Linked DNA regions of Homo sapiens: region 2 is linked to region 1. Evidence: read pairs that join two places in POLR2A ChIA-PET (ENCODE). Cell type or tissue: endothelial cell of umbilical vein. All regions are shown on one strand. Each heading gives the region's core, and the rest is flanking DNA. Links, peaks and the distances in the headings are about the cores only. Region 1 overlaps YTHDF2 (YTH N6-methyladenosine RNA binding protein F2). Region 2 overlaps OPRD1 (opioid receptor delta 1).

What was found. Peaks named below come from ENCODE experiments on the same cell type or tissue, not always from the same donor. Only the 100,000 strongest peaks of a DNase experiment are listed, where the experiment ranks them.
Region 2: POLR2A ChIA-PET joins it to region 1 with 9 read pairs; 8 of 35 experiments call an interaction of 5 or more read pairs at or near these places.

The regions. Positions count from the first base shown.
Region 1 is chr1:28,738,479-28,749,044 of GRCh38, reverse strand. YTHDF2 (YTH N6-methyladenosine RNA binding protein F2) reads right to left here. Exons shown (of 5, transcript NM_016258.3): 4 at 5,059-6,642. Among named protein-coding and RNA genes, the nearest start is that of YTHDF2, 6.8 kb to the right of the region's middle. RefSeq lists enhancers at 1-252, 5,248-5,756 and a silencer at 827-1,050. In endothelial cell of umbilical vein, for the core only: no CTCF peak of the experiment used is centred there; no DNase peak of the experiment used is centred there; H3K27ac peaks cover 861 bases.
Region 2 is chr1:28,823,170-28,840,301 of GRCh38, reverse strand. The region is part of intron 1 of OPRD1 (opioid receptor delta 1); the gene reads right to left. Among named protein-coding and RNA genes, the nearest start is that of OPRD1, 20 kb to the right of the region's middle. RefSeq lists enhancers at 4,143-4,643, 4,644-5,144. In endothelial cell of umbilical vein, for the core only: no CTCF peak of the experiment used is centred there; no DNase peak of the experiment used is centred there.

The DNA.
Region 1 (10,566 bases), core at 1-4,000:
CACATACCCCTTTAGTAAGAATTTCTGAGTTTGTGGTTAAATACTAATTTTAAAAAACCATATACCTTTGACACATTTAACTACTAAAGGACAGATGTAAATATTTATACAAAAGGATGTTCAGTGTAGTGTTATTTTAATTAGAAAAAATAAAATACAAATTGTTGACATATTCAACAATTAGGGATTGGTAAATTATAGTAAGTCTGACAATACTATGAAGCCAACAAAAGTGATGTCATAGGGAATACTTAACTGGGGAAAAGTTCTAAATAAACGCAGAAAGGTCACACAATAGTATCTGCAGTATTCAACAAGGTAAACCACACCTAAAGCACAGTATATTGCTTTTTAAAAAAATAAAAGTAAGTCACATCTATCAAACATGTCACTAAAATTTGCTCTAAGTTTCAAGCCTGACAGATCTAATGCTTGAAGGTTCTATGTTAATTAGATCATGCAGAACAAGTCAGTAATAATGCTAGGCAAAAATGGCTGTGGCTCTGCTTCAGTGTGTTCTGCCAAGATACTGCCCAATCATGGAACTTTAAAACAGCTGTGACACCTTCAGGATGAAGTTTAAGTACTTCCCTACTTCTTTATGGGGTTACCACCCATCTGGCATGAAAGCTTCTGCAATCTCGTAAATACTACAAAGGTACACACACAAACACTTCACCTAAGGGAGTCTACCATCTCAATGAGCTATGAGCCCCATTCTCATAAAACCTGCTTGTTCTTTAAAGCCTAATAAAGATTGTAAGAACAGTTTACAATCAGTTATGTAAAGATGTTAAGGAAAATAGTAACCAACAGGAGAGTAAGGCAGTACTAACTAAAATGGTAACTGGGCTTAGAAGCAATCATAGGCATCTTCCTGAAATCCCAGCAGTTCTTTTTTTTGGTTTTTTTTTTTTGAGATGGAGTCTCGCTCTGTCGCCCAGGCTGGAGTCCAGTGGCGCCATCTTGGCTCACTGCAAGCTCCGCCCCCTGGGTTCACGCCATTCTCCTGCCTCAGCCTCCCGAGTAGCTGGGACTACAGGAGCCCACCATCACACCCAGCTAATTTTTTGTAGTTTATTTAATAGAGACGGGGTTTCACCATGTTAGCCAGGATGGTCTTGATCTCCTGACCTTGTGATCTGCCCGCCTCAGCCTCCCAAAGTGCTGTGCTTACAGGCGTGAGCCACCGCGCCCGGCCAGTGCCAGCAGTTCTTACAAGAGAGTAAACTAAAAAGTAACCTGACAGAAGTATAATTGAAGCCTTTATTTGGTGGTTTGCTCACCGGCTGAGAACTAGGATACTCACTTATCAAGAGTCTTTATGGGCTGGGCGTGGTGGCTCACGCCTGTAATCCCAGCACTTTCGGAGGGAGAGGCGGGAGGATCACAAAGTCAGGAGATCAAGACCATCCTGGCTAACACAGTGAAACCCCTGCACTCCAGCCTGGGCGACAGAGTGAGATTCGTCTCTCAAAAAAAAAAAAAAAAGTCTTTATGGAATGGTTTTTTTTTTTTTTTAGACAAGTTTTGCTCTTTCACCAGGCTGGATTGCAATGGCTCAATCTCAGCCCACTGCAAGTAGTAGCTGGGATTACAGGCACCTGCCACCATGCCCAGCTAATTTTTGTATTTTTAGTAGACACAGGGTTTCACCATGTTGACCAGGCTGGTCTCGAACTCCTGACATCGTGATCTGCTCGCCTCGGCCTCCCAAAGTGCTGGGATTACAGGCATGAGCCACCGCGCTGGGCAATGGTTTTTAAAAAGAGCCATTAGTTAGCTTACCAAAGACGCTAAATTCTGTTTACTATTGCACTCATTCTATGAAAACATTAAAAGGCTGGTCAATTCCAACAAACGAATCTTACACCTACATATCAAGTTCAATTATCATTAACTGAACCACTCTAGCAAACATAATCAAAATACATACTTGATTAAAAGCTGAATTTTTTTTTTGAGACAGAGTTTCACTCTTGTTGCCTAGGCTGGAGTGCAATGGCACCATCTCAGCTCACTGCAACCTCCGCCTCCCAGGTGTAAGCGATTCTCCTGCCTCAGCCTCCCAAGTAGCTGGGATTACAGGCATGCACCATCACGCCCAGCTAATTTTGTATTTTTTAGTAGAGACAGGGTTTCTCCATGTTGATCAGGCTGGTCTCAAACTCCTGACCTCAGGTGATCCGCCCACCTCGGCCTCCCAAAGTGCTGGGATTACAGGCGTGAGCCAGAGCCTGGCCAAAAGCTAAATTAACAAAACCTAAATTTGCTACTTGTTTGTTTAGACAGAGTCTCTCTCTATCGCCCAGGCTGGAGTGCAGTGGCAGGATCTCAGCTCACTGCAACCCCTGCCTCCCGGGTCCAAGAAATTATCCTGCCTCAGCCTCCCAAGTAGTTGGGATCACAGGTACCCACAACCACACCCAGCTAATTTTTTTTTTTTTTTTTGTAGTATTTTTAGTAGAGACGGGATTTCACCATGCTGGCCTCAAACTGCTGGCTTCAAACTGCTGACCTCAAGTGATCGGCCCGCCTCTGCCTACCAATGTGCTGGGATTACAAGCATGAGCCACCTGCGCCCAGCCTGCTACTCCATTTCTAAACCCATATTTCTTCATCTGGCCCCAGCAATGCAAAATTGAAAAGAAAATCACCCTGTATTTCCCCACTGGCCCTAACACATACAAGTCTATCTTAACAACTATGCTGTGCATTAAATTCATCATTTCCTTCCTGCTTTTAATCACAAGATGTAGGACAGAATTTTATTATAAAGATTAATAAGATAGTACACATTTCAAGTGGACAAACCAAGCACCTAGATGCCCCTCAGACGTCTATAAATCTGCTATGCTACTAAAAGATGCCTAAAAGATCATGGCCTCCTTACTTGTCCCTCTAGAAACAGAAGCCTGATGACCATTTAGAGCCCTTCAGATGTCTAGCAAAAAGCACCAATAAACTATCTTTTTCTACAAAATACTGTAAATTTTATTTATTTTTGATACAGAGTCTCACTCTGTTGCCCCTGCTGGAGTGCAGTGATGCAATCATGGCTCACTACAACCTCTAACTCCTGGACTCAAGGGATCCTCCTTCCTCAGCCTCCAAAGTAGCTAGGACAACAGGTGTGTGCCACCATGCCCAGCTAATTTTTTCTTTTTTAGAGAGATGGGGTCTCACTACATTGCCCAGGCTGGTCTTAAACTCCTAGGCCCAGGCAATCCTCCTGCCTCGTCCTCCCAAAGTGTTGGGATTACAGGTGTGAGCCACCACGCCAGGCCAAAATATGTTAGTTTTTTTTTGGGGGGGGGGGGCGGGGGGAGATGGGAGTTTAGCTCTTGTTGCCCAGGCTAGAGCACGATCTCGGCTCACCGCAACCTCTGCCTTCGGGGTTCAAGTGATTCTCCTACCTCAGCCTCCCAAGTAGCTGAGATTACAGGCATGTGCCACCACACCCGGCTAATTTTGTACTTTTAATAGAAACGGGGTTTCTCCATGTTGGTCAAGCTGGTCCTGACCTCAGGTGATCTGCCCACCTCAGCCTCCCAAAGTGCTGGGATTATAGGCGTGAGCCATGACGCCAGGCTTAATATGGAAGACTTTAAGTTAAACTATTAAACTGTGGGGAAGAGAGGAGTTTAAAGGACTATCAAAAAGGAAGTTTATTAGCCAACTTTTCAATAATCTGGTTCTCCATTCCCAATGCTTTTAGTGTCACTGACAAGTGTAACTCCCATTTCTTATTAATCTGTACCCACTGAAAGATAAAATAGCAACCATCCCTACTTTAACAACTATGTACCTCCAAGAAGATTGTACCAACGAGCCCTTCCTCCACTGCTAAAAGGAGTAAATTCTCATAGAGCAGCCTAACAATGCCTCAGATCCTAGATCACGTATAAGATCCCTATGAATTCATAACAAATTTAAGGAAAACATTGCTTGTTAGACTTTATTTTATATTTGAGATTAATCAACTCAGGATTCTCTCAACCACTAATACACAGATCTTCAAAGAAAAATTTCTCCTTGCTCATAAACTTTTCACCTACTTCCTACATTTAACAATGTCTAGGCCAGCTGCAGTGGCTCACACCTGTAATCCCAGCACTTTGGGAGGCAGGGGCAGATCACTTGAGCTCAGGAGTTCAAGACCAGCCTGGGCAACATGGCAAAACCCAGCTCTACAAAAAACATGAAAAACTAGCCGGGCATGGTGGTGCATGACTGTGATCCCAGCTAGTCACGAAGCTGAGATGGGGGGATCACTTGAGCCCAGAAGGTGGAGGCTGGAGTGGGCGGACATCATGCCACTGCACTCCAGCCTGGGCAACAGAGAACCCTGTCCAAAAAAAAGTAAGTATAAATCCCAGATAATATATCATTATCTGCTCCAACCAGTTTTATCATCCTCTTATAATCCTAAAGTTTACATTCACTCAATACTCACAGAGCAAACGCTACCAACTCTTTCAAATTCAACTCTAGTTTGAATCCATTCCTCATCATTCTGCCCAAGATTCCCACTTGTTACAGAGGAAATCAGAAGTGACTCTTTTACACCGCCAATTGTCACAGGGAAGACAGAAGTGATTTCAAGAGTTGGTGATGACATATTGACTCTTGAAAATAACCACAAAACCCCAGCTAGGCCAAGTTAATCCAACAGAGAACATTTCGATTTTTCTCTGCCATATTATAGACTCAATCTTCTGCTTTAATTTCTATGGTTTTATCACTTCCATTACCCCTCTGCATCTCTTTGACTCATTCTTCACCTCTTTCTGCATCATGTACTGTTTCTGTCTGATTTCCTTGTACTGTTTTTGCTTTCCTTTCAAAGTCCGTATTTCTGTCCTCTACTAATGTTCTCACATTCCTTCACATTAGGGTTCAAGTATTAAAACCAATTATACTTCTATAAAGCCTTGAACTGTTAGGTGATACTGTATTCATTTACAGAGTTTTTATTAACGGTTCACTATATAATACCTCTTCTGTTCTCTCTGGTTCCTCCTTCCCTAAAAATCTTAATAAGAAGAAGTGGGTTACCTTTTTAACACTTTCTTCTTCCTCTTGGCGTTTCTCATAGTGTGAGAAGTCATCAAAAATGGAAGTGGTGTGCTTGTAGCTGGCTATAATTTTCAACACCTGCTTAGCCTTTTCCAGAGGCACTTCCTGAGTGTCCCTAGAGTTGGTCACTGGTTTATTCTCGTTGTTCTCTAGGCGAATGTGTCGCAGTTGGCTATTGGGAACGTCCTTCACAAAAATCCACCTGACATCAAAACGACCCTTCCATTTGTCCTGGGACCACACACCTGCACATGTGTTGTAGTCCACAGCAGATTTCATTTCTGCCACGCCACAGAAGTGTCCACTGCCGTTGACACTGAAAAGTAAGTAAACGGGGCCTTTCCCGTTCATGGAACGATAAGCAGCATCCAGTCTCTTGTTACCATGCTCTGTGCTGCACCAAATATTATACTTAATGGAACGGTGAATATCGTCCTCAGAGTAGCTCTTAATGATGAAAACCCGGCCATGTTTCAGATTCCAGTCAAAATCTTTGGGGTTATAGTTATTAATGGACCGAAGCTTCTCCAACACTGGGTGGGGTTCTGAAGGAGTAGATCCAGAACCAGCCTGAGACTGTCCTACTCCATTACCATCCACCCCATTATGACCGAACCCACTGCCACGGTTCCGAGGTGCTACCCAGCGGGTTGGCTGAGCTGCCTGTTGCTGGACTGAAAGCTGGGCAGGCTGTGGTGGAGGTGGAGGCAATGGCTGTGTCTGTTGCCCTACTGATGCCTGAGCCACTGGTGGGCTATTGTTAGCCTGCTGACCTACAGGCTGAGGAGACCCCTGGGTTGGCTGACCTATATTCTGAACCAAAGCCTGTGAGGGGGCTTTTGCAACGGGACCCTTGTTATCCCAAGTTCCAATATCCATGTTATGCTTTATCGGGGGTGGCGGAAGACTTGACCCTGCAATGCCATTCTTGGTCTTCAGTTTAGGTTGCTGTTTTGCAGGCTTGCTAGCAATATCAGCCCAAGATGCTGGTTTTGGAGGAGCAATGGTGGCTGGAGGCAAACTATTGGAAGCCACGATGTTACTAGTAATGGACCCGCTACCAACAGCAGAACCTACAACTTTTGGAACATTGCTTGCAACTTCTGTGCTACCCAACTTCAGTGCTGCCATCCCTTGGTCTATAGTATTCATGCCAGGAGCCTTATTGAGGGTCTCATTGGCAAAAGCTGACTGTCCATCAATCATGGCTCCACCTAAGGAGCTAGGTGCATAAGCATAATTGCTACTATATCCAGAGCTCTGAGTAGACTGTCCCTGAGAACTGTTATTTCCCCATGCTGAGAAGTCAATCCCACTGGGAAAGAAATTAAAACCATGCTGACCAAGAAATGGAGTGCTACCTAGGGCTCCTGGTTGCCCAAACATTGCATCTGGTAGGAAGTGGGGCTCTCCGTTGCTCAGCTGTCCATAAGAAGTTAAGTAGGGCATGGCTGTGTCACCCCCCGTAGACCAAGCAGCTTCACCCAAAGAATAGGAGAAGCCAATGGAGGGACTGTAGTAACTGGGTAAGTAGGAATCTGACATGGCAGTATATGCATTATTCTGTGGAAGAAAAAAAAAGGCAAATCAAAACACAAAAAATTAACATCAGGCTATTTCCTCCCCCCACCTAGTCACGCAATTCAAATATACTATAAAAAGGAGTGTGCAGGCCGGACGCGGTGGCTCACACCTGTAATCCCTACACTTTGGGAGGTGGAGGCGGGTGGATCACCTGAGGTCAGGAGCTCGAGACCAACCTGGCCAACACGATGAAACCCTGTCTACTTGGGAGGCCTGAGGCAGGAGAATCACTTGAACCCAGGAGGCGGAGGTTGCAGTGAGCTTAGATCGCACCACTGCACTCCAGCCTGTGGGCAACAAGAGTGAAACTCCATCTCCAGGAAAAAAAAAAAAAGTGTGCAGCACATCAGATGATTTCCTATAAACACAAGGGCATTTTTTATATCATAAGAAATTTTGGTGTAATAACTGAAATGTTTAAACATTTAAAGTTAAGCTGATACAGTGAATATGGGCCTTAGCTTTAGCACTACAACTAAGTAAAGAGAAAACTTAGCATTTCACAAACTGTTTAAGTCCTGAGTGTTGAGATAATCCTTTTATCAACTTCCTATACAAACCAGGTGATAATAAAACAAGAATAACAAAAAGAAATGGAAATTTCAAGTTCTAGCCCAAATGTCTGTACAGCCGTTCCTCAATCATAAACCAAAAAGCAAGGTTCACTACCAGTTTATAGTGCTAGCCTCTTGGCAAACTATCTGGGAATATCAATAGATCCCACTACTCAGTTATAACCTGAAAAGGAAATGCACAGTGGTTTCTGGAGGATGTAAAATGAGAAATATGGCCAGGCGCAGTGGCTCCCGCCTGTAATCCCAGAACTTTGGGAGACAGAGGGGTGGATGACTTGAGGTCAGTTCGAGACCAGCCTGGCCAACATGATAAAACCCAGTCTCTACTAAAAAGACAAAAAATTAGCTAGGCATGGTGGCACACACTTGTAGGCCCAGCTACTCAGGAGGCTGAGGCGGTAGAATTACTTGAATCCAAGAGGCCGAGGTTGCAGTGAGCCCAGATGGCACCACTGCACTCTAGCCCAGGCAACAGAGCCAGACTGTCTCAAAAAAATAAAATAAAAACAGGCCGGGCACAGTGGCTCACGCCTGTAATTCCAGCATTTTGGGAGGCTGAGGCGGGCAAATCACTTGAGGCCAGGAGTTGGAGACCAGCCCGGCCAACATGGTGAAAGCCCGTCTCTACTAAAAATACAAAAATTAGCCAGGCGTGGTGGCACCTGCCTGTAATCCCAGCTACTCAGGAGGCTAAGGTGGGAGAATTGCTTGAACTCAGGAGACAGAGGTTGCAGTAAGCCGGACTGCACCACTGCACTGCAGCCTGGGCAACAGAGCAAGACTCCGTCTCAAAAAAAATAAATAGCCGGGCGCGGTGGCTCACACCTGTAATCCCAGCAATTTGGGAGGCCAAGGTGGGAGGATCACGAGGTCAGGAGATCGAGACCATCCTGGCTAACACAGTTAAAACCCCGTCTCTAGCAAAAATACAAAAAATTAGCCAGGTATGGTGGCGGGCGCCTGTAGTCCCAGCTACTCGGGAGGCTGAGGCAGGAGAATGGTGTGAACCCAGGAGGTGAAGGTTGCAGTGAGCCGAGATCGCACCACTGCACTACAGCCTGGGTGACAGAGTGAGACTCTATCTCAAAAATAAATAAATAAATAATACATAAAAACAAAAGTGAGGTCTTTTCACACATACCCTTTTCACATTTAAAATTTCTCACAAAGGTAAGGTTAAAAATTTTAGCAGACCCAAATCCACATATATAAGAAATTCAGCCTATAATCAACAGATTAAACTTGAAGTATTATTCCAAAATAGGGTAATGAAAAATTGGCTAAAAAGTAGATGACTTACTCTAGACAATGAACTAGATTCTCAGGTTACCCTTCCTCATCTACTCATCTAAGATTTATATTATTAGCCAAATTTTTTTTAAACAAAGACATTTAAGCTTTGGCTTACCTGAGAAAGAAAAATCAAATGCACTTAATATCACAGGTTATGCCAAGACACAGTTGAATGTCTGTACCTGAACTGGCAGGCTCCCACATGCTCAAGCTAAAAAATTTGAATTACACAATGTTTTACAAGAACTACCTAGAATTATGCTTCTAAATGCTCCAACTCTCCCTGTTATAATGATTATGTAAGCAAACTACTTCAATAGCAGGAACCTATTAATAGTTCATTCCTCTACTTCCTTCCCTACTTTTCCTGATTAACTGGTTGTGTTTTGTGAAAACTTTTTTCCAATCACTTGCTCAAGTGGTTTCTATACTTTCAGTGTTGAAAATTTTACACAGGGATTCTACAAGTTTTATGTGATAATCAGATCCATATATGGGCATGCAGTTATTCAGGACTACCAACTATGTTTCATACAGCATACGTTCAGAACTTATAAATTTCTTGACCTTTCAGGGCATTTTGGAAGATATATTGCCAGTTTTCCTTTTGGCCTATTAATCTGGGGAGTTAAATTAGTTACAACAGTGTAACTGTCTTTGGAATCAGAGATAATAATACAAAAGAACTGCTGAATCAAACAAGTTTCTACATGCACAGGTCATATTAGTATTTGAATCTACATGCAACTTTAAAAGACTATGCCACAAAAACCTCCAACGTTATTGATCTTCATTTGTGCTAAACAGTATTTTAACTTTCACTCCATTTTATAAATCCTACACCTCCCTTCGGTGAGAAATAAAGTATTCTCCACAGATGTAGGTGCAGCTCAACTCAAAAATTTCCTGACTCAGCCGGGCATGGTGGCTCACACCTGTAATCCCAACACTTCTGAGAGGTCGAGGAGGGCGGACCTCTTGAGCTCAGGAATTCAAGACCAGATTGGGCAACATAGTGAAACCCCCATCTCTACAAAAAAATTAAAAAAATTAGCCGGGCATGGTGGTCCCAGCTACTTGGGAGGCTGAGGCGGGCAAAATCACCTGGTAGGCAGAGGTTGCAGTGAGCCGAGATTGCACCACTGCACTCCAGCCTGGGTGACAAGAGTTGACACTACGTCTCAAAAAAAAAAAAAAAAAAATTTCCTAACTCCGAAATAGTTCTGATAATCTAAGAACCCATAAACTAGAGAAAAGAAAGACAGCCAGTCCTGCAGCACTGAATGAAGTTCAGGTGACTATTTTTTAGAGACCAGATCTTGTTCTGTCACCAAGGCTGGAGCGCAGTGGCTTTTCACAGGTATGATCGTAGATAGCTCACTGCAGCTTCAAACTTCTGGGCTCAAGAGATCTTCCCGCCTTCAGGTGATTTTACATTAGAACTTTCCCTATCATATGAATCCAAAGTTCTCTGGGGTGAAAATTCAGAATATTTAACACTGTAAGAATCCCTAAATTCTGCACTGCTACATTCTTGGTAAGGAAGAAGACAATTATTCATGCACATGTTACTGCCAGTAGAGTGTTATCAGTATTACGTTCTCAATACAGTATGGTTGCTGATATTACAGAGATGGGAATCTCAACGGCCTAGGACATTTGCAGTTAACTGTTTTATAATACATTAATAGGTATTAAGGAGGTGAACCCTCAGAACATGGGATTTCCTGATAGAGGGCAGAGAAAAAATACAGGTATTAAGAAAGTGAATCCTCGGCTAGGCGTGGTGGCTCACGCCTGTAATCCCAGCACTTTGGGAGGCCAAGGCGGGTGAATCACCTGAGGAGTTCAAGACCAGCCCGGCCAACATGAAACCCCGTCTCTACTAAAAAAATAGAAAAACTAGCTGTGTGCGGTGGTGCACACGTGTAATCCCACCTACTCGGGAGGCTGAGACAGGAGATTCGCTTGAACCCGAGAGGCGGAAGTTGGAGCGAGCCGAAATTGCGCCACTACACCCCAGCCTGGGCGTCAG
Region 2 (17,132 bases), core at 5,582-9,581, 86 kb before region 1:
AGCCTGAGGGACAGAGCGAGACTCTATCTCATATATATATAAGCTCCCAGAGGGCAGGGATCACGTCTGTCTTGGCTATCACGAAGAGCCTAGAACCTACAGCAGCACCCAGCACAAAGCAGGTACTCAAAACACATTTGTGAAATGAATAAATGTTCATGTGTCTGTCTTCCACACTAGACTGAGACATCCCTCAGGCAGGAACTGTGTCCCCTTCATGCTGTCTCCCAGGACCTAGCACCCAGCACAGGGCCAGGCTCAGAGGAGACACAGCGCTTACTGGAGGAACCCTGAGTGCAGGTGCCAGGGTGCCCTGATCCTCAGTAATGAGCAACAGACCAAAGAGATCGAATCAGAGCATCTCTCTTCCTCATCCTCCCTTCCCCTTGCACTGTCTCCTTTCGTCCTTCTTCCCTCCCTCCCTTCCTACCTTCTCCCATGCTCACCCTGGGCCAGCCCAGGTGCCCTGAAGGATGCCTGGGCCTGACCCGGTTTGCCCTGAAGTCTGAAGTGACTCAGCTCTGCTGGTCGTGGGGGAAATGTTTACTCTGATCATTTATCCAAGGTAGCTAATTTGTCGTTAACTAAACTGAGGGTTTTTTTTTCCCACTGATGCACAACAGCCCATGAGTTCAAGGTGGGGGCAAGAGACCTAAAATCAAAAACAGTAACAACAACAGCAACAAGGTGAGAACGTCTACACCCAGTCGCACTGACCCTGTGGTACCTCAGGAACCAAACTGAACAAACGGCTCCAGCCTAGACCAAAGCTCATTTGGTCTCCAACCAAATCCAGTGTGGATTGCTGGAGTATTTAGAATTAATTTTATTCCCAAATGCTGTTCGAGCTCTCAGAAATAACAGCTGCTCACTATAAATGCAAAATCATTTGCAGTCATAATTAAGTTAAGGATCTCAAGCCCATCTTGGATCATTGAGGGGGACTCTAACTCCAGCAACAAGTGTCCTTGTAAGAGACACACAGGGAGGAGAGGAGAGGGCCGTGTGAAGAGGGAAGCAGAAATTAGACGATGCAGCTGCAAACTAAGAAGAGCCTGGAGCCACCAGAAACGGGAAGAAGCAAGGAAAGATTCTCCCCAAGAGGCTTCAGAGAAAGCACAGCCCTGCTGTCACCTTGATTTTGGATTTCTGGCCTCCAGAACTGTGAGAGAATACATTTCTGTTTTAAGCCATCAAGTCTGCAGTAATTTATTTTGGCAGCCCCAGGGAACTAATCTGAAAAAGTATGCATAGTCTCAGCTCCTGGGAGGCTGAGGCAGGAGGATCACTTGAGCCCGGAAGTTCAAGGCAGTAGTGTGCCACGATGGTGCCTGTGAATAGCCATTGCACTTCAGCCTGGGCGACACAGCTTTAGATCCCATCTCTTACAACAACCAAAAAAAAGGGCAGCCCAAGGAGAAGCATGGACTTTGACACTGGACACACCTACTGAAGCCCCAGCTCTGTCCCTAACTAATTGCATTGATCTTGGGTGAGCTCTAACTTCTCTGAGCCTCGGTTTACTCCTCTGTGAACTGGTTATCATGATCTTTCCTGCCTCGTGATGGTGTGGGGAATATCAAATGAGGTAATGCCTGCCATGTTCCTAGCACTCTGCCTGGTGCACCCATATCATAGTGGCTTCTCTTCTTGCTCAAGTGAACAAGATGGATCCAAAATGTACCTTTGAGGCTGCCCCTGGAGTCCCAGGGCCCCTGACTTCTCTGCTGGCTCTTGGTAACCTGCCACCATGGGGGTGAGACACAGAGCCCTGTGTTGGAACTTCAGTGCTGGAAGAGGCTCTGATGGGTAACAATGGGTTCAAACCTCCTCTCTCACTTTACAGATGGGGAAACTGAGGCCTGGAAAGGGGAAAACAGTTGTGCAAGGTCACACAGAAAATCTGTTCTGCTGACTTCTGGGAAACCAAGTTCCTTCTGCTTCTTCAAGCTGACCTAGGAACTAAGTCTCAGGTGAGGTTCAAGGTGGCTGAGGCTAAAGGGGAAGGAGAATCCTGTCCAAGACTTCAGAATTTCTGACAAGGTCCCGGCTCTTGGCAGATGTCTACATTCTAGGTCCCTGTGTCTAGTGATTAACCAGCATAGGGTAGGTCCATGAATGGAACCATCTCAATCACTATCATCATTTCACCACCATCTCCATCTCAGCAGCTATGTGGACTCAGTGCTTACACAACTGACACATTCTATCGAATGCTACTATGACATTTACAGAGATCACCTCATTTAATCACTCCAAAAACCCTATGAAATTGCTGCCATCCTCAGTGTACAGAGGAGGAAAGTAAGCCTTGGGAGGGTATACTGAATTCAATAGTGTGCCCCAAAATCCATGTCCACCAGGAACATCGGAATGTGACACTATTTGGAAATAGGGACTTTGCAGATGTAATTAGTTAAGATGAGGTCATACTAGATTAGGGTGGGTCCTTATATGACTGGTGTCCTTACATGAAGAGAGAGTTGGGTGTCATGGCTCACACCTGTAATCCCACTTTGGAAGGCTGAGGTAGGAGGATCACTTGAGTCCAGGAGTTCAAGACCAGCCTGGGCAATACGGTGAGACTCTCCATAAAAGAGGGGTCCCGAACCATTTTTTGGGTTTTTTTTTGTTTTTTTTGTTTTTTGTTTTTTTGAGACGGAATCTCACTCTGTCACCAGGCTGGAGTGCAGTGGCACGATCTTGGCTCACTGCAAGCTCCGCCTCCTGGGTTCAAGTGATTCTCTTGCTTCAGCCTCCCGAGTAGCTAGGACTACAGGTGCACGCCACCATGCCCAGCTAATTTTTGTATTTTTAGTAGAGACAGGGTTTCATGATGTTAACCAGGCTGGTCTCGATCTCCTGACCTCGTGATCTGCCTGCCTTGGCCTCCCAAAGTGCTGGGATTCCTGGTGTGAGCCACTGCACCTGGTCCCCAACCCTGTTTTACAGGAACCAGCCCACAGAGCAGGAGGTGAGCAGTGGGCGAGTGAAGCTTCATCTGTATGTATAGCCACTCCCCATTGCTCGCATTACCACCTGAGCTCCGCCTCCTGTCAGATCAGTCAGATCAGCAATGGCATTAGATTCTCATAGGAGCGTGAACCCTACTGTGAACTACATATGCAAGGGATCTAGGTTGCAAGCTCCTTATGAGAATCTAGTGCCTGATGATCTGTCACTGTCTCTCATCACCCCTAGATGGGACCACCTAGTTGCAGGAAAACAAGCTCAGGAGCCCCACTGATTCTACCTTACGGTGAGTTGTATAATTATTTCATTATATATTATGATGTAATAATAATAGAAATAAAGTGCACAATAAATGTAATGAGCTTGAATCATCCTGAAACTATCCCCGTTCCCCCACCCTGCCCCCATCGATGGAAAACTTGTCTTCCACGAAATTGGTCCCTGATGCCAAAAAGGTTCGGGACCGCTGCTATAAAAAATAGCTGGGCATGGTGGCACACACTGGTCCCAGCTACTTGGGATTGCTTGAGCCCAGGAAGTCATGAGCTGTGTTCATGCCACTGCATTCCAGCCTGGACAACAGAGAGAGGCCCTGTATCAAACAAAGGACACAAGACACAGAGACATACATGGCCATGTGAAAACAGGAAAAAATTAAAGTGAGGTAGCTGGAATGCCAAGGATTGCCAGCAACCACCGAAGCCGGGCCAGCAGGCGTTCTTCCACGGAGCCTTCGGAGGGAGCACAGCCCAGCCAACACCTTGATTTCAGACTTCTAGCCTCCTGAACTGTGAAATGTCTAATTTTTTTTTTTTTTTTGAGATGGAATCTCGCTCTGTCGCCCAGGCTGGAGTGTAGTGGCGCGATCTCGGCTCACTGCAACCTCTCCCAGGTTCAAGCTACTCTTCTGCCTCAGCCTCCTGAGTAGCTGGGACTACAGGCGCACATCACCAAGCCCGGCTAATTTTTGTATTTTTAGTGGAGACGGGGTATCACCATATTGGCCAGGTTGGTCTTGAACTCCTGACCTTGTGATCCACCCGCCTTGGCCTCCCAAAGTGCTGGGATTACAGACGTGAGCCACCGCGCCTGGCTGAAATGTCTTATGTTTTAAGTCACCCAGTTTATGGCAATTTGCTATGGCAGCCCTAGGGAACTATACGAAGGGGCTAACCATCTCACCAGGCATGGCCTAAACACAGAAGCAATGTCTGTTAAAATTGCTCCACACCCCAGCTCTCACAACAGAAGGCCTTTTTTCCATCAAGAATATAGAATGTTAGCCTAGAAGGAGAGATGTCTGGGTAGAGCGTTTACGAGCGCTCACTATGTGCCAGTCTCCCTCCTAAGTGGCAGCCATGTGCTCCATAACCCACTGAATCCGCACAACCGCCACAGGAGGTGAGCACTGCTCTCCCCATCTTACAGGTGGGGAATGTTGAGGCTCAGAGGGATGAAGTAACTCACCCAGAGGCCCACAGCTAGGGATGGCAGGGCCTAGCTTGGGTCTCAGGTTCCTTGGACTCCAGAACCCACACTCCTAACCACCACCCAATCTTCTCCCTGCTGCAGGTCAAGTTCATTCCCTTGATTTTACAAATGAGGAAACCAAGGCACATCTACCACAGTGATCACAAAGGCTCTGCCCACTGTGGGGGAACAAATAGCTTCAATGAAGCTACTGCCAGTCAGCCGGGGTCCAGCTGGGGCTCCCTCTATTTGCAGACAAAGGGTGGTTGCCCTCCACGACTGGCAAAACAAGCCCAGCTGGGCAGCAAGAGCTGCAGGCTGCATCCCTGCCCACCACTTAACGAGAGTGGCAAGTGGCCAGAAATTAATTAGCTGTCTCAGTTTTGGCACAGCCTGAGGAAGGAAAGTGGTTAATTATAATGAAGCCCAGAGAGCATGTCATAGGAGAAGATTAAAGGCTGGAACAGAGAAATCCAGGCCCCAGAGTTGAACATGAGCAGGGAGGCCAGCCAGGTCACACTCAACAAGAAGCAGGACAGATGCCTCGTTCACCTCAGTTCAAGAACAACACACTCATGGCAGCCAGGGAAGAGCAGCTCCTCCCCACCACCCTGGCTCTGCTTCTGGCTTAGGGGTGGCTGGACCAGGGATGGGGCAGCAGGCACAATGGGGGCCCAAGAACGCAGACTCCCACAAGGATGTGGCATATCAGACCCTGGACCTCTGGAAATAGGACAGGTCCTTTGTACAAACACCTAGTGACATGCTGTCTGAGTGTTGGACCCTCTGCTGGGGCTCCAGCTATGAACAAAGGATATACTCCCTCTACCCCACACCCACTCATGGTGGGGAGAGCAGAACAGGGGAGCAAACAGGTGTCTGAAATAGTGCATAGACCCTATTCCAATGGCGGGGGACACACAGGACACTGTGGGAACATAGAGGAGGGTTACCTGTTGGCTGGAAGGGCGGTGAGGAGCAATCAGAGAAGGCTCCCTGGAGGAAAGACTTTCTAAGCTGAAAAGTCAGGGGTTTCTCTGAAGGAGACAGCAGCCTGAGGTTCCTGCACATCTTACTGCCCTCTTGTCTCGTAGTTGGGTGATTTTTATTATAGATCCCAACAACTCTACAGACCAAATCTCGTTAACAAAGTGCCATCTGGATATTTAAGAAGTACCTGAATGGGCACAGTGGCTCACACCTGTAATCCCAGCACCTTGGGAGTCCGAGGTGGGAGGATCACTTGAGCTCAAGAGTTCGAGACCAGCCTGGGCAACATAGGGAGACCTTATCTTTATCAAAAATTTAAAAATTACCCAGCATGGTGGCACACACCTGTAGTCCCAGCTACTCAGGAGGCTGAGGTGGAAGGATCATTTGAGCCCAGGAGGTGGAGGTTGCAGTGAACCGAGATCGAGTTACTACATTCCAGCCTGGATGACAGAGCAAGACTCTATCTCAAAAAAAAAAAAAAAAAGAAAAAAAGAAAGAAATACTTAGTGATGCCTCCTTAGGGTGAGGGACTAAGCTACGAAACAGGATTGAGGATGAATGTGACACAGTTCCTGCCCTCCAGGAGGAACTGGTAAAAGGGAATGCAAGCACAGAAACAAGCAGCAGCACTGTCATGGGGACACACTGGTTCAAGGCTGGGCGCGGTGGCTCACGCCTGTAATCCCAGCACTTTGGGAGGCCGAGGTGGGCGGATCACCTGAGGTCAGGAGTTCGATACCAAACTGGCCAACATGGTGAAACCCTGTCTCTACTAAAAATACAAAAATTAGTCAGGCATGGTGGAGTGCACCTGTAATCCCAGCTACTCTGGAGGCTGAGGCAGAAGAATCACTTGAACCCAGGAGGCAGAGGTTGCAGTGAGCCGAGATCACACCACTGCGCTCCAGCCTGGGCAACAAAAAAACAGAACACTGGTTTGTGACCACCTACTTTTGTGTGTGTCTTCCCTCTCTCTAGGTGACAGGCACTGGATGAAGGCACTGTGATTTATATCATTGCATTTAATCCTGATAGCCAAATGTAGTAAGCACTACCACGGCATTTGGTAGATGAGGGGACTGTGGATCAGAGAGTCAGGGAAACTTGCCCAACGAAACACAGCTGACAGGTTGTAGTACCAGGACTCAAGCCCAGGTCTGTCTGGCCCCGTGATGGTTAGTCTGATGTGTCGACTTGGCTAGACTATAGTACCCGGCTATTTTATCAGACACTAATCGAGGCGTTGCTGTGAAAGGATTTTGTAGCTGTGGTTAGTATCTGCCATCAGCTGACTTTAAGGAGATTATCCTTGATCATCTGGGTTGGCCTTTTCCAATCAGTTCAAAGGCCTTATGAACAAAACAGATTTCTCAGAAGAAACTCCACCTCTAGCATCAGCTCCTGCCTGAGTTTTCCACCTACCACTTTCAGACTTGCCCAGCCAGACCCCACAACGGTATAAGCCAACTCCCTGAAATATATCCTACTGGTGCTTTTTCTCTGATAGGATCATGCCTGATACAGACCCAAAGCCCACGCTCTAGGCCAAGGCTGGTGCCACAGAGCCACGCAGTCTCCTGAGCTGGAAAAGGGCAGTGACACCCACCATCACATGGGGGGCTTTGCTGTCAGACACTTACTAACCAGGTGCCCTTAGGCAAAAGTCTTTCATCTCTGAGTCTCAGCTTCTTCACCTGTAAAATGGGCACATTACATTGTTCCTACCTCATAGAAGTGTTGTGAAGACTCAGTGAGATTTTGCATGCAAGGTCTCCTGTAGAGAGCCTTCTAATCTTGTCAAACACAGGCTCATTTTTTCCACAGTTGTAATTTCTCGGTTCTTCATGATTTTGAGTCCTCACCATCTGCCAGCTTAATGTTTCAGTCCCACAATTCCACGTAAATAATGTCCACAAGTTTATTATTCTTAGTGACAGTGATGTAGATGTTACAGTTTCCCTAACCTGTACCCACCCAGCTCCCCAGCAAAGAAATACCCTTTGAAGACAATGGGCTAGGGAGCCCCTGTTCAGAGCATCACACATGTTCTCTCATTTGAATCACACACACCCCAGGAAGTGGGTCTCAGTATATTCCCATTTTGTTTATAGAAGAAACTGACCCAAAGATGAAAGGCGCTCATCCAGGAGTGTAGAATGAACAGAACTGAGATGCAAAGCCAGGCATTCCAAAAAGCCCAGGCAGACTCCAGGCCTTTGGCCATGCTGTATGTTACTTTTTTTTTTTTTGAGACAGAGTCTCACTCTACCACCCAGGCTAGAGTGCAGTGGCGCAATCACAGCTCACTGCAGCCGCCAGCTCCCGGGCTCAAACAATTCTCCCACCTCAGCCTCCCAAGAAGTTGGGACTACAGGTGTGTGCCACCATTCCTGGCTAATTTTGTATTTCTTGTAGAAATGGGGTCTCCCTGTGCTGCCCAGGTTGGTCTTGAACTCCTGGGCTCGAGCGATTCTCCCACCTCGGCCTCCCAAAGCAGGCCTCCTACCGACTTGATTACAGGCAGGAGCCACTGAGCTTGGCCTTTACTTCTTATGCCATCTCTCTGCCTGGGACCCAAAAGAGCTTCTCTTTCCTTTTGTTTATTAACAATGGATTATTTTTTAAATTATTTTAATGACATTACAAATAAGTCTGCTCTGTTCCACAGCCTCTCCCAATCCCTGGCTGTATCAAAAAGTCATTTTTCCACAGTGGAAATCAGAGGGTATCATAGGTTCAGCCTTCTTCATGGACATTGCTTCATGGACACTGCTTCATGGACACTTTGTACATCTGAGCTCTGAGAGTCAAGGGGCCTCAGTTCAAAGGCTGGCTCTGCCACTTCCTAACTGTGGCCCTGGGCAAGTGAATTATCATCTCTGAGCCCCAGTTTTCTCATCTGTCAAATGGAGAGAAACATGGTACTAAACTCATAGAGCTGGCTGAATTAAATGAAATAACCTATGTGCAATGCTTCACATAGAGCTTGGCACAAAGCTGGCCACCTTGTCAGCATCCAAAAAAGGTCAGCCAGGCATGGTGGCTCATGCCTGTAATCCCAGTACTTTGGGAGGCCAAGGCAGGAGGATCACTGGAGCCCAGGAGTTCAAGACCAGCCTGGGCAACATAGTGAGACCTCATCTCTACAAATAAAAAAATTAGCCAGGCATGGTGGTGCCTGTGGTCCCAGCTACTCAGGAGGCTAAGGTGGGAGGATCACTTGAGCCTGGGCAGTTGAGCCTGCAGTGAGCCATGATCACTGAAAGAAAGAAAAAAGTCAGCAGTTCTATTTTTGGTGTTAACTCCGACCGAGTCAGTATGCTATGCTTTGCTGTTGAGCTCTTTTTTTTTTTTTTTGAGACGGAGTCTCACTCTGTCGCCCAGGCTGGAGTGCAGTGGCACGATCTCAGCTCACTGCAACCTCCACCTCCCAAGTTCAAGCGATTCTCCTGCCTCAGCCTTCTGAGTAGCTGAAACTACAGGCGCACGCCACCACGCCCGGCTAATTTTTGTATTTTAATAGAGACAGTGTTTCACCATGTTGGCCAGGATGGTCTCCATCTCCTGACCTCGTGATCCACCCACCTCGGCCTACCAAATTGCTGGGCTTACAGGTGTGAGCCACCACACCAGGCCGAGCCCTCTCTTATATGGGACAACAAGGCCTAGGCAGGTGGAAGGAGTGTCTTGTGGCTAACCTGCCCCTCCCAGCAGGACAGCTCCATTCGCTCCCCTCAGGGAGGAATGGAAAATCACTAGATGTGGGGTATTTCCCAGCACTGTGGGAGGATGAGTTTTTGTAACCAAGGGAAACAGATTATCTCCATCTGTCCTGCAGGGGCATCTGGTGGGGACAGCATCTGGTGGGGCCAGGAGAAGCAGCATCTCCGCTCTGGCTTAATTCCTGCCCTGGTTCCCAGGTGCTGGGCAATGATCCAAAAGGCCTCATTATCACCAATGGCTTCTTGCTGTGGGCCAGGCCCTGTGCTAAAGCCATACAGCATCATCCCCCTTAACCTTTGCCCTTGCTGTTCCCTCTGCCTAAAACACTCTTCCTCCAAGCAACAGTCCTCTGCTCATTTGTCTCCTCTTCTTTGACCTCTCCATATACAGGTATGCCTCGTTTAAAGCACTTTGTAGATATTGTGTTTTTTACAAATTGAAGGTTTGTGGCAACCCTGCTATGAGCAAGTTATCAGCACCATTATTCCAACAGCAAGTGCTCACTTTGTATCTATGTCATATTTTGGTAATTCTTGCAATATTTCAAATTTTTCATAATTATATCTCTTATGGTTATCTGTGATTAGTGTTTTTGTTGTTGTTGTTGTTGTTTTATTTTTGACTGGGTCCTCACTCTGTTGCCCAGGCTGGAGTACAGTGGCACTATCACAGCCCACTGCAGCCTCGACCTCCCAGGCTCAAGCAATCCTTCCACCTCAGCCTCCCAAGTAGCTAGGACTACAGGCATGTCCCACCACACCTTGCTATTGTTTTTTTCATTTTGTAGAGATGGAGTCTCATTATGTTGCCAGGGCTGGTCTCGAACTCCTGGGCTCAAGCGATTCTCTCACCTCAGCCTCCCAAAGTGCTGGGATTACAGGCATGACCACCGTGCCTGGCCATCAGTGATCTTGGATGCTACCACTGTAATTGTTTTGGAGTGCCACAAACCACACGCCTGTAAGAGGATGAACTTAATTGATAAATGTGTATGTTCTGACCGCTCCACTGACTGGCCATTGCCCCATCTCTCTCCCTCTCCTCAGGCCTCTCTATTCCCTGAGACACAACAATATTGAAATTAGGCCAATTAATAACTCTACAATGGCCTCTAAGTGTTCAAGTGAAAGAAAGGGCCAGGTGCAGTGGCTCACACCTATAATCACAGCACTTTGGGAGGCTGAGCTGGAAGGATTGCTTGAGCTCAGGAGTTCAAGACCAGCCTGGGAAAAAAGTGAGTCCCCATCTCTACAAAAAATTAAAAAATTAGCTGAGTATGGTGGTGCGCACCTGTAGTTCCAGCTACTTCGGAGGCTGAGGAAAGAGGATCACTTGAACCCAGCCAGTTGAAGCTGCAGTGAGGCATGATTGCATCACTGCACTCCAGCCTGGGCGACAGAGCAAGACCCTGTCTCAGAAGATAAAAAGAAAATGAAAGGGTCGCATGTCTTGCACTGTAGATCAAAATCTAGAAGGCCAGGCACGGTGGCTCACGCCTGTAATCCCAGCACTTTGGGAGGCCGAGGTGGGTGGATCACCTGAGGTCAGGAGTTCGAGACCAGCCTGGCCAACCTGGTGAAACCCCATCTCTACTAAAAATACAAAAAATTAGCTGGTGTGGTGGCGGGCACCTGTAATCCCAGCTACTCAGGAGGCTGAGGCAGGAGAATCACTTGAATCTGGGAGGAGGAGGTTGTAGTGAGCCGAGATCGCGCCATTGCACTCCAGCCTGGGCAACAGAGCAAGACTCTGTCTTAAAAGAAGGAAAGAAAGAAAGGAAACAAAATACACTTAACTGCTGATATGGAGAAGGTTTGAGTGGTCTGGATAGAAGATCAAGCCAGCCACAACATTCCCTTAAGCCAAAGCCTAATCCAGGGTAAGGACCTAATTCTCTTTAATTCTAAGAAGGCTGAAAGAGGTGAGGAAACTGTAGAAGACAAGTTTGAAGGTGGCAGAGGCTGGTCCATGGGGCTTTAAAGATCACTGATGAAGGCAGCTACACTAAACAACAGATTCTCAAGGGGACAAAACAGCCTTCTATTGGAGTAAGATATCATCTAGGACTCTCATTCCTAGAGAGAAGTCAGTGCCTGGTTACAAAGCTTCAAGGAGAGACTGATGCTCCCTCTCTCTCCTTTTTTTTTTTTTTTGAGACAGAGTCTCACTCTGTTACCCAGGGTGGAGTGCAGTGGCGCAATCTCGGCTCACTGCAACCTCCACCTCCTGGGTTCAAGCGATTCTCCTGCCTCAGCCTCCCGAGGAGCTGGGATTACAGGTGCACATCATCACACCCGGCTAATTTTTGTATTTTTAGTAGAGACAGTGTTTCACTATGTTGGTCAGGCTGGTCTCAAACTCCTGACCTCAGGTGATCCACCTGCCTTGGCCTCCCAAAGTGCTGGGATTACAGGCGTGAACCACTGCGCCTGGCTTTTTTTTTTTTTTTTTTTTTAAGAGATCGAGTTTCACTCTGTCACTCAGGCTGGAATGCAGTGGCACGATCATAGCTCAGTGCAGCTTCGAACTTCTGAGCTCAAGCGACTCTCCCTCTTCGGCTTCCAAAGTGCTGGGATTACAGGTATGAGCCACCGCACCCAGCCAGGCTGACTCATTAGGGGCTAATGCAGCTGGTGACTTTAAATTGAAGCCGATGCTCATTTACCATTCCAAAAATCCTAGGGCCCTTAAGAATTATGCTAAATCTACTCTGCCTGTGCTCTATAAATGGTACAACAAAGCCTGGATGACAGCACATCTGTTTACAGCATGGTTGATGGAGTATTTTAAGCCCACTGTTGAGACAAACTGCTCAGAAAAAAAGATTCCTTTCAAAATATTATCGCTTATTGACAATGCACCTAGTCACCCAAGAGCTCTGATGGAGATGTACAAGGAGATTAAGTTGTTTTCATGCTTACTAACACAACATCCATTCTGTAGCCCACGGATCAAGGAATAATTTTAACCTTTAAGTTTTATTATTTAAGAAATACATTTTGTAAGGTTACAGCTGTCATAGATAGTGGTTCCTCTCATGGATCTGGGCAGAGGAAACTGAAAGCTGGAAAAAATTCACCATTCTAGTTGCCATTAGGTACATTTGTGGCCAGGTGTGGTGGCTCACACCTGTAATCCCAGTACTTTGGGAGGCTGAGGTGAGAGGATCCCTTCAGGCCAGGAGCTCGAGACCAGCCTGGGCAACACAGAAACTCCGGCTCTACAAAAAATAAAAATAAAAAATAAATAAATTAGCCAGACATGGTGGCACACACATGTAGTCCCAGCAACTTGGTAGACTGAGGCAAGAGGATAGTTTGAGCCCAGGAGTTTGAGGCTGCAGTGAGCTATGATCACTGCACTCAGCCTGGGCAACAGACTAAGACTGTGTCTCTGAGCAGGGGGAAAAGAAAAAAACAATATTGACAGGAGTTTTAAAGAAGTTGATTCCAGCCCTCATGGATGACTTTGAGGGGTTCGAGGCTTCAGTGGAGGAAGTAACTGCAGATGTAGTAGAAATAGCAAGAGAACTAGAATTAGAAGTGGGGCCTGAAGATGTGACTGAATTGCTGCTGCTGCAATCTCATGAAAAAACTTTAATGGATGAGAAGTTGCTTCTTATAGATGAGCAAGAAAGTGGTTTCTTGAAGCTAGGCGCAATGGCATGCGCCTGTACTACCAGCTACTCAGGAGACTGAGGCAAGAGGATCACTTGGGCCCAGGAGTTTGGGGCTGTAGTGAGCTATGATCGTGCCTGTGAGTAGCCACTGCACTCCAGCCTGGGCAACACAGTGAGACAAAAATCAAAAAGAAAGAAAGTGGTTTCTTTTGGTTTTGTTTTGTTTTTGAGACAGGGTCTTGCTCTGTCACCCAGGCTGGAGTGCAGTGGTGCAATCTCAGCTCACCACAACCTCTGCCTCCCGGACTTCAGCAATCCCCCCACCTCAGCCTCCCTAGTAGCTGGGACTACAGGCGCACACCACCACGCCCAGCTAATTTTTGTATTTTTTTGTAGACACAAGGTTTTGCCATGTTGCCCAGGTTGGTCTTGAACTCCTGACCTCAAGGGATCTGCCCACCTTGGCCTCCCAAAGTGCTGGAATTACAGGCGTAAGCCACCGCTTCTGGCCGAAAGTGGTTTCTTGAGATGGAATTTACTCCTGGTGAAGAAGATCTGTGAACTTTGTTGAAATGACAACAAAGGATTTAGAATATAACATTAATTTAGTTGATAAAGCAGCAATAGGATTTGAGAGGACTGACTCCAATTTTGAAAGTTCTACTGTTGGTAAGATGCTATCAAACAGCATCGCATGCTACAGAGAAATCTTTCATGAAAGAAAGACTCAATTGATGCAGCAAACTTCACTGTTGCCTTGTTTTAAGAAATTGCCACAGCCACCCCAACCTTCGGCAACCACTACCCCCAACCAGCAGCCATCAATATTGAGGTAAGACCTTTCACCAGCAAAAAGATTATGATTTGCTGAAGGCTCAGATGATCATTAGTATTTTGTTAGCAATAAAAGTATTTTAAAATTGAAGTATGTATATTTTTCTTTAGACATAATACTATGACACACTTAATAGACTACAGTATAAACAACTTTTTTTTTTATTTTTTTTTGAGACAGGGTCTGGCTCTCTCACCCAGGCTGCACTGCAGTGGCGTGATCTCGGTTCACTGCAGGCTTGACCTCCTGGGCTCCACCCATCTCAACCTCCCGAGTAGCTGGGACTACAGGTGCATGTCACCACACCCGGCTAATTTTTGTATTTTTTTGTAGAGACAGGGTTCTGCCATGTTGCCCAGGCTGGGCTCTAACTCCTGAGCTCAAGCAATCTGCCCACCTCAGCCTCCCAAAGTGCTGGGATTACAAGCATGAGTCAGCACACCCAGCTGTAAACAACTTTTATATGCACTGGGAAACCAAAAAATGTGTGTGACTTGCTTTGAGATATTTGCTTTATTGCAGTGGTCTGGAACCCAAACCACAGTATCTCTGAGGTATGCCTGTACAACTGCAGCCCCGCCACCCTCTCACCCAATGCCTGTTTCGGTTGACTTCACTGCCTATAGCCTTAGCCTTATATCTATTTGTTTACTGTCCATCTTTTCCCCACTAGACTGTCAGCTCCATGAGGGCAAGGACTGTGTCTTCATCACTGTTGCATCCCAAGTACCTAGAACTGTGCCTGGTACTTCAGGGGGGACAACCCAATGATGTAGAGTTTTTCTATCATCCCCATTTCACAGATGAGAAAACAGACAGCACGCTGAGTTCAACAGTGGACAGCCAGCAAGAAGCTGGATTTGAACCCTAGTCCACCTGCTGATGAAGGACAGGGCTGCCTCCCTGCTGTTGGCCTTGTCCCAGGGAACCTGGAGTTCTTTAGGCCTATCATGTGTTATCAGTAGCCCCTAGGCCAGGCTGCCCTGTGTAAGAACCCACTTCTTGGGCTGGGCGCTGTGGCTCACGCCTGTAATCCTGGCACCTTGGGAGGCTGAGGCAGGCGGATCACAAGGTCAGGAGTTCAAGACCAGCCTGACCAACATGATGAAACCCTGTCTCTACTGAAAACACAAAAATTAGCCGGATGTGGTGGCGTGCGCCTGTAATCCAAGCTACTCAGGAGGCTGAGGCAGGAGAATCGCTTGAACCCGGGAGGTGGAGGTTGCAGTGAGCCGAGATCGTGCCACTGTATTCCAGCCTGGGCAACAGAGTGAGACTCTGTCTCAAAAAAAAGAACCTACTTCTTGTGTTCCCAAGTACTGCTATTTCCAGCCACTCCCTGCCTCTCTCTCACTTTGGAAAATCCCAATTGTGCAAAGAGACACAAGGAGAGGGAGCAAGGGGATAGGAAAAGCAGTTCTAGTCCAGCCTTGGCCATGGACTCAAAAGACACAGAACCTTTCTAGGTCTCGGTTTCCTCATTTGTAAATCAGAGGGGCTGAACTTGACATACAAGGTGGCAGAGAACAAGGCAATGGTTAAGAGTGTGGGCTCTGGCCAGGTGCAGTGGTTCACACCTGTACTCCCAGCACTTTGGGAGGCTGAGGCAGGTGGATCACAAGGTCAGGAGATCGAGATCATCCTGGCTAACACGGTGAAACCCCATCTCCACAAAAAATACAAAAAAAAATTAGCCGGGCGCGGTGGTGGGCACCTGTAGTCCCAGCTACTCGGGAGGCTGAGGCAGGAGAATGGCGTGAACCTGGGAGGCAGAGCTTGCAGTGAGCCGAGATCGCGCCACTGCACTCCAGCATGGGCAACAGAGCGAGACTCCGTCTCAAAAAAAAAGAGTGTGGGCTCTGGGTTCAGAACAACACTCTTCTGATTTCAAAATTATCTTGGGACTTTGGGCATGTTATGTCGTTTCTCTGAGCCTCAAGTTTCCTTATGTATACAATGGGGGCAACACACTCACCTCCTACGAGGTCTGCAAAAATTAAATGGGATAATATATATACATCTCTAGGCAGGGTGCCTGGCACAAAATAGGTACTCAAGAAAAAGAACCATCAGCCAGGCACAGTGGCTCACGCCTGTAATCCCAGCACTTTGGGAGGCCGAGGCGGGCGGATCACAAGGTCAGGAGATCAAGACCATCCTGGCTAACACGGTGAAACCCTGTCTGTACTAAAAATACAAAAAAAAAAATTAGCCGGGTGTGGTGGCGGGCGCCTGTAGTCCCAGCTACTCGGGAAGCCGAGGCAGGAGAATGCCGTGAACCCAGGAGGTGGAGCTGCAGTGAGCTGAGATGGCGCCACTGCACTCCAACCTGGGCAACAGAGCCAGACGCCATCTCAAAAAAAAAAAAAAAAAAAGAAAAAAGAAAAAGAACCATCATCCATGAGTCACAGTTCTATGCCTTGGTAACAAGCTCATTTCTGCAGGGGAGGAAAATTCTGCCTCTCTCTGTGTGGTGTTCTTTGAATGGGGCTTTTTTTTTTTTTTTTTTGGAGATAGGTTCTCACTCTGTCACCCAGACTGGAGTGCAGTGATGCGATCTCGGCTCACTGCAACCTCCGCCTCCCAGGCTCAAGCGATTCTCCTGCCTCAGCCTCCCGAGTGGCTAGGATTACAGGCATGCACCACTACCGCCCGGCTAACTTTTTTATTTTTAGTAGAGAAAAAGTTTCACCATGTTGGCCAGGCTGGTCTCAAACTCCTGACCTCAAATGATCCACCCACCTCAGCCTCCCAAAGTGCTGCGATTACAGGTGTTAGCCACCGCACCCGGCCTGAATGGGGTTTTTTTGACCTCACAGGACCTTGAAGTTTGAGTTCTTTCTACTTATCAAGAAAGACGGGCTGGGCACGGTGGCTCACACCTGTAATGCCAACACTTTGGGAGGCCGGGTGGGTGGATCACCTGAAGTCAGGAGTTCGAGTCCAGCCTGGCCAACATAGTGAAACCTCATCTCTACTAAAAAATACAAAAATTGGCCAGGCACAGTGGCTCACGCCTGTAATCCCAGCACTTTGGGAGACCAAGGCAGGCGGATCACAAGGTCTGGAGCTCGAGACCAGCCCGGCCAACATGGTGAAACCCCGTCTCTACAAAAAATACAAAAATTAGCCAGGCATGGTGTGCGTACCTGTAATCCCAGCTACTCAGGAGGCTGAGGCAGGGGAATTGCTTGAACCCAGGAGGCGGAGGTTGCAGTGAGCCGAGATCATGCCATTGCACTCCAGCCTGGGTGACAGAGCAAGACTCCGTCTCAAATAAATAAATAAATAAATAAATAAACAAACAAATAAAATTTAAAAAAGAATAGCCGGGTGTAGTGGTGCACATCTGTAATCCCAGCTACTTGGGAGGCTGAGGCATGAGAATCACTTGAACCCAGGAGGTGGAAGGTGCAGTGAGCCGAGATCGCACCATTGCACTCCAGCCTGGGTGATAAAGTGAGGCTCCATGTCAAAAAAAAAAAAAAAAAAAAAAAAGACTACAGAAGAAAAGATTCT